Linked DNA regions of Homo sapiens: region 1 is linked to region 2. Evidence: chromatin contacts called from ENCODE Hi-C or POLR2A ChIA-PET data. All regions are on one chromosome and are shown on one strand. Each heading gives the region's core, a stretch centred on a gene start or an enhancer-like site at or near the end of the contact. The rest is flanking DNA. Distances are from core to core; before and after follow the strand shown. Region 1 has its middle 150 kb from the start of CASC18. Region 2 has its middle 160 kb from the start of NUAK1.

Evidence for each region. Hi-C counts contacts between places; a loop is a spot of excess contacts on that map. ChIA-PET counts read pairs that join two places held with the same protein, here RNA polymerase II (POLR2A). Pooled maps may share reads with other maps.
Region 1: a pooled map of posterior vena cava shows a loop between it and region 2 (2.0-fold over the local background). The contact joins two enhancer-like sites. A Hi-C loop is called at or near these places in 1 of 50 pooled maps. POLR2A ChIA-PET finds 5 or more read pairs at or near these places in 2 of 52 experiments (MCF 10A and endothelial cell of umbilical vein).

The regions. Positions count from the first base shown.
Region 1 is chr12:105,851,649-105,854,567 of GRCh38, reverse strand. No RefSeq gene overlaps it. Among named protein-coding and RNA genes, the nearest start is that of CASC18, 150 kb to the right of the region's middle. Within about 2 kb of position 1,372, at least 6 of the 41 ENCODE cell types and tissues checked have a DNase peak (open chromatin) inside an H3K27ac peak, as active enhancers do.
Region 2 is chr12:105,980,968-105,983,801 of GRCh38, reverse strand. No RefSeq gene overlaps it. Among named protein-coding and RNA genes, the nearest start is that of NUAK1, 160 kb to the left of the region's middle. Within about 2 kb of position 1,546, at least 3 of the 41 ENCODE cell types and tissues checked have a DNase peak (open chromatin) inside an H3K27ac peak, as active enhancers do.

The DNA of each region.
Region 1 (2,919 bases), core at 123-2,622, 130 kb after region 2:
TGGCTCACCTGTGCCTAGAAAATGTCTGGCACATAGTAAGTGATCGATAAATATGTGTGAAGTGAATGAGTGAATGGCACTAAAGTTGGTGCTCTTGGTCATTTTGCTGGTGGGTCTCAGACTTGGCTCATCATTGGAACTGCTTCCACAACTTTTCAGAATACAAATGCTACAGGCCCCTCTGGAGATTCTGAGGTGAGGCCCAGGAATCTGATTTTTAAACAATTTCCCAGCAGATTCTGATGCAACCAGCTCAGCCTCAGGCCTGCAGACCAAAATTTGGCATCCACAGACGCCACACCATCCTGCCTCTTGAAAAATTTGCAACTTTTTAATGCTTCTGCAGAACAAATAAAACCACAATTTATGCTTCACAATTCGTATAGCTCATCTCATGTCCTTCTGACAGACTTTTCACATTTCAGAATGTTACAAATTGCTTTCTTTTCTTGGATACCAGGATATAACATTGGATCTTGGGAGGCAACTGACTCTCTCTGATGAAGCCTCCAAAAGTTACACAGCTATTTCTTGCTCTCAGTCTGATTCTCTTTCTACTAAAGAAATCAGCCTCTCTTGTTTATTCTAGAGGAGAGAAGACTCAGGGGGCAATTTAAGTACCTTTGAATATCAGTGACTCTGAAGGAGGGGGACAAGCTTGTTCTAGTTACCCCTGGGGTAAACCTAAGGCTGGGATGGTCTGTATGTCTTATTTTGCCAGGCGAGAGTTCCAGGTTACCCCTATTTTCCGGATGCAATTATTAATAGTTCTCCTATTTAGTTTCAAGCATGAGCCTGTATTTGGACAATAAATAATATGGTCATTCCATGTAAGACCAGAAAGAAAAGACCTACAAGGAGATAAATTTCTGTTCTTTACAAGGAAAGAATTTCTAAGGGACGTGAAAAAAAAAAAAAATGAAATCAGGCCGCCAAGTTAGGGAGTGAGTTTCCGGTTTCTGGAGTTGTTAAAACAGCCGGCACATGGCTATTTGTTGAAGATAATGGAAAAGAAGTCAAGCATCCGGTGAACATTGGAGGTCCCTTCCGAATAAGTGTCCAAAATTCTCAGGGGACGTCAGATGCTGTGGTACCTGTGCTGTGCTAGGGGCATATGTCACACCCACACCCACATGGAAAGATGCTGCAAACAGCAGAGACTTCCCTTCTCCTTCTTGGCAGGCCATCTCATGGTCAACCAACACAAGATGTTTTCCCACTACTGTAGAATTGGAGAAGGCTCAAGGTATTTAGGATTTGGCTCTTAACCTCACACCCAAGGTCCAGTGGCCTCTGCCGAGTAGGCTGGGCAAATCTTCAGGATGTGAGTATACTAGAATAGACTTCCTTTCCTGAGAGCCAGAGCCACATCTGCTTCCATCCGTCTTTGTGGAAAGTGCACTAAGTTTAGGCCACCCCTCTGCTCCCCACCCCTGGTATCCCCAGGTCACTGGGCATGTGTCCATTTGACCTTTGGTGGAGTCTGACCCCTGCTTACACTATCTCAGAGCTGTGAAAAGTGTTAGGGAGTTTTCCAACATTCTTCAGGGAAGTTATCACTTGCAGCCCTGCCCTTCTTCCTATTCCCTACATAGCCAGAAACTAAGGCACTGGTTTGTGAATTTGTCTAAGATTACACGGCGCATTGGCTTCAGAGTCAGGGATCCAAACTCAAGATATCCCGGGGGAAATTTGGCCGCAGTATCACACATATTCCCAAGTGGATCCAGAAGTGGGCAGAAACAAACTGAAAGCTCCTAGGCTGAAACATTATTTTATTCCTGTTGCAGGATTGAAGCTTCTAGTCTCCTTGACTACATCAGGTTAGGAAGGAATGTGAAACAGATAGTATCTGAGTTCAGGTTTCGTTTTCGGATGAGAGTTGCAATGATTATCTGAGTAAGTCTGTTAATCACATACGCTATCTGGAGATTGCTTTGCTGTTCTTACTCCTCGAAAGAGTGAAATTTGAATGACCAAAAAGATACATCAAATACATGGAATTTTAGCATTAGATATGGTCTTGAAGTCGTTGATGCTGACATTTCTGCTAGTGTAGGAAAGTCTTTTACTATGTCCTTAACAAGTGGCAAAATTATATTATTTTCTTACACTACAGATGACTTTTTATATTTTTAATATTTTATTACTTTCTATTTATAAAAGTATTGTATACTCATTGTAGAAAATTGGAAAGTGGGCCAGGCACAGTGGCTCACGCCTATAATCCCAGCACTTTGGGAGGCCGAGGCAAATGGATCACTTCAGGCCAGGAGTTTGAGACCAGCGTGGCCAACATGGCAAAACACTATTCCTACTAAAAATACCAAAACCCTAGCTGAGCATGTTGGCACACGCCTGTAATCCCAGCTACTTGGGAGGCTGACATACGAGAATCATTTGAACCCAGAAGGCGGAGGTTGCAGTGAGCCAAGATTGCGCCTCTGCACTCCAGCCTAGGTAACAAAGAGAGACCCTGTCTCAAAAATTAAAAAAAAAAAAAAAAAAAAAAAAGAAAGAAAAGAAAAATAGGTGGGAAAGTATAAAACATTCTCAAGAAGCAGAAAAAAATACCTATAATCCTACAATCTAGAGATAAGCCTGGTTAACAGTTTTACAAATAAACTTTGTCTTTTCAATGTAGGTTGTGTTCTTGATAAATAAAGCTAATGATAATATATACGTTACTTTTCTCCTGAACAATGTAATGGACTAAGAACTTTTAAATTCCATTTATCTCTTCTTAATGTATATGCTACTGTCATTTTGAATTTTAATTGTCTCCAAAAATATATTTTAAACCTGACTCCAAGATGTTATTATTTTTCCTTATATTTCTTTAGTCATGAATATGCATATGCTCCTAGACTTACTCATTTTTCTTACTTTTATTTATTTATTTTTTTTTTAACCACTTTT
Region 2 (2,834 bases), core at 297-2,796:
ATGAAAATGTTTGGCTCGCCTGGAGAAGAATCTGTGTTATTCTTTAAAGGAACAATGCTAACCACAGATGTACAGCATCTGGCATGTGGCAGATGTTTCCCTGAGTGAGAGGAACAGCAACTGGACCAGCCAGTTCATGAGATACCTTTGGGTCTAGGCATGTATTTTCCTGATTTCAGCTCTGGATTTTGCTTCTCAAAAGTTCAGGGGAAGTCCAAATGCCTCTTCCTATCACATGATATTTTCATAATATGCTCCCTGGCCTCTTATCTTCTATGATTCTCAATGTATATGCTTGAGAAAAAGACCCATACCCTTGTCCCTAGGTCCTTGCTCTTGCTGTTCTCCATGTTTGTTCCGCCATTTCTCTTTTTTATGAGTCAATTTGTTAGGGCTCTTTCCACCGCAAATGAAAGAAACCCAATTTGGACTGGCTTTAAGCAAAAAGCAAAACCGCAAAAAGCAATCCCCAAGCTACAGTTATTGAGTAAAATGTAACTTAAAAATCCAGGACCATTTGACATCAAAGTCAGGTATTGCTGGATTCAGGGATTCCAGTGATTTTTCTAGGACCTGGTTTTGTCCATTTCTCCATGTCTAGACTATGTTTTCTTCCTTATTGGCTTCAGTTTCAGGCAGGCACTGGATGATCTGTCCCTGGCTGCTTCAGGCTACCAGGTTAGCAACTTTATAGAAAGAGATTGCTTCTTTTGCAATAGTCCTGGGGATGGGACTGATTAGGCCATCTTGGGACACAAACATGTTCATCCATGAGCTAATCACAGTAGTCAAGGGGATGAGATTCCCATGATTTTCCATGCCTGGGTTCCCTGCTCATTCTTAGGGCCATGCAATGGGGTCTTTCCCCAAAGGGTATCAGGATCCTATTATGAGAATGAGGGTGAATGGATGTGGCACAAGAAGAATCAACAGATATAATTCATAGTCTGCTTCTCAAGGTCAAGTTCATCTTAGGCCTTTCTGTAACTCTGACCTTCCCATGGAGGTTTTCCTGGTGACCTCAGTCCATGTCCCCTTCTCTGTTCACTGTAGCACTTCATTGATGAATGTAGGATTGTACATACCTCCTCTGCCTTGCTGGTTGTGTCTGGAGGGACTTCCTGGGCAGTAGAGGACATGGAGTGGGATGTGGTTAGAATATGAAAGGCAAAAGTCACCTTGTATTTCCTTTCTTCATTTGAAACACAGTGAAATAAAATGGAAACAAGAAAGCTTTGAATTGGGAAAAAAAATTCAACAGTTAACAGGCAGTTTAGGGTAGGGAAGAAATGGGTCTTGGTAGCAAGGACTGGTGGGTGATACCGCATGTGTATGACTGCTTCTCCACCTCAGGCTCCCCAGTAGCTGCCTCCGCCTTCAGGTAGAATGCCAAGGTTTGCATACTTTGGGGCCAGCTGGGTGCTTATTTCGTCTGTGCAAATCATTGAGCGTTTGGTGGCCAGTGCTTTCTGCCTTATATTTCTCTCACACAACACTGTGTGGCTGGCACTTTGCTGAGTGCCTAATAATTACTCAACAAGTTTTTGTTGAGGGAAATCGTGTTGTGCCTGCCAGCACTCAAGCCGGCAGTCAAGAGGTCTGGGTTGTAATCAAGCCTCTTGACCTTGACCAGGCTAAGTAGCTGTGCAGAAAAGCACTGAGCAGGATACCAGCTATTTTTATCTAGTGTTTCTAGATCACAATAGTTACATTCCGGTTCACTTGCAGTGACCCTGTGACATAACCCAAATGCTGCAGGGTAAGGCTGTCGAGGTCAAATCTAAAGCAAAAATTGGGTATAATCGAAATGTCCCTGGAACCTCCTATAAATCATCCATAAAGTAGAGTTTAAAAAGTTTTCGGATTACAGCCAAATGCAGTAATACTTGTAAATTATGTGGGATGGATATAGTAACACATTGCATATTATTTAGTGAGAGCATATATTCTACAGTGCAATATTGAAGTATACCTTTATGGGTTCAGTACAAGATTCTCACAAACAGGAAGTTAGAGAAGAGCAACTCCGCATATCTGGCTTTGGTATTACTCTGGGGCACAGATGCCTGGAGTGGATTATCAAGCAACATCTTCAGTACTAATTAAATCATTATTTTAAATTGTTATTTTTCTTTCTCTCTCTTTGCTTTTTACTGAATGCAAATGAATGGATTTATGTAAATTAACTGTGCAATGAATTTTCCCTAGTCTTATTCAATTAAAAATGTTGATTATAGATTCAGAAGGTGCCAGGCACTGGGCTGGGTGTGGGGACTTCAGCAATGAATAGAATGGGCGTGGTTTCTGGCCTAACGGAACTTAATAGTCTTTTCAAATTGTTTTACAAATGAAGAAACTGAAGTTCGATAGAGGTAACTGCCAAATATTACACAGCCATTGAAGAGCAGGGCTGGAATTTGAATCCAGATCTTCTGACTTTAACTCTGAACTTTTCCCAGCTACTCTCTGCTGGCTTCCATGGTAAGTCAAGTCACTTCCAAAGTCAAGGCCAGAGGCCTGGAGTTCATTACTAAAGAAAAAGGCCGCTGGGACTGGCCATTTGCCTTGGCACTGGGATTTGGAATTGAGTTCATATTTGCTGTTGAATCGTTCCCTTCAGTAATGGGATAGCTTGGAATGGAATGGTAACGAGAGCCCTGTTTGCTCCAGAGGGCCCACTCCCTGTCCTGCCCACCAGCCATAGTGGTTGACCACCCTCTTTAAGCCCTCTATTGATTACAAAGAGTCAATTTCTTTCTGATGCAAATGGCTGAGCTCAGGGCAGTTAGAGCTGAGCCATGGCCCCTCAAATTACTGCCTTCCGGACTAAATAT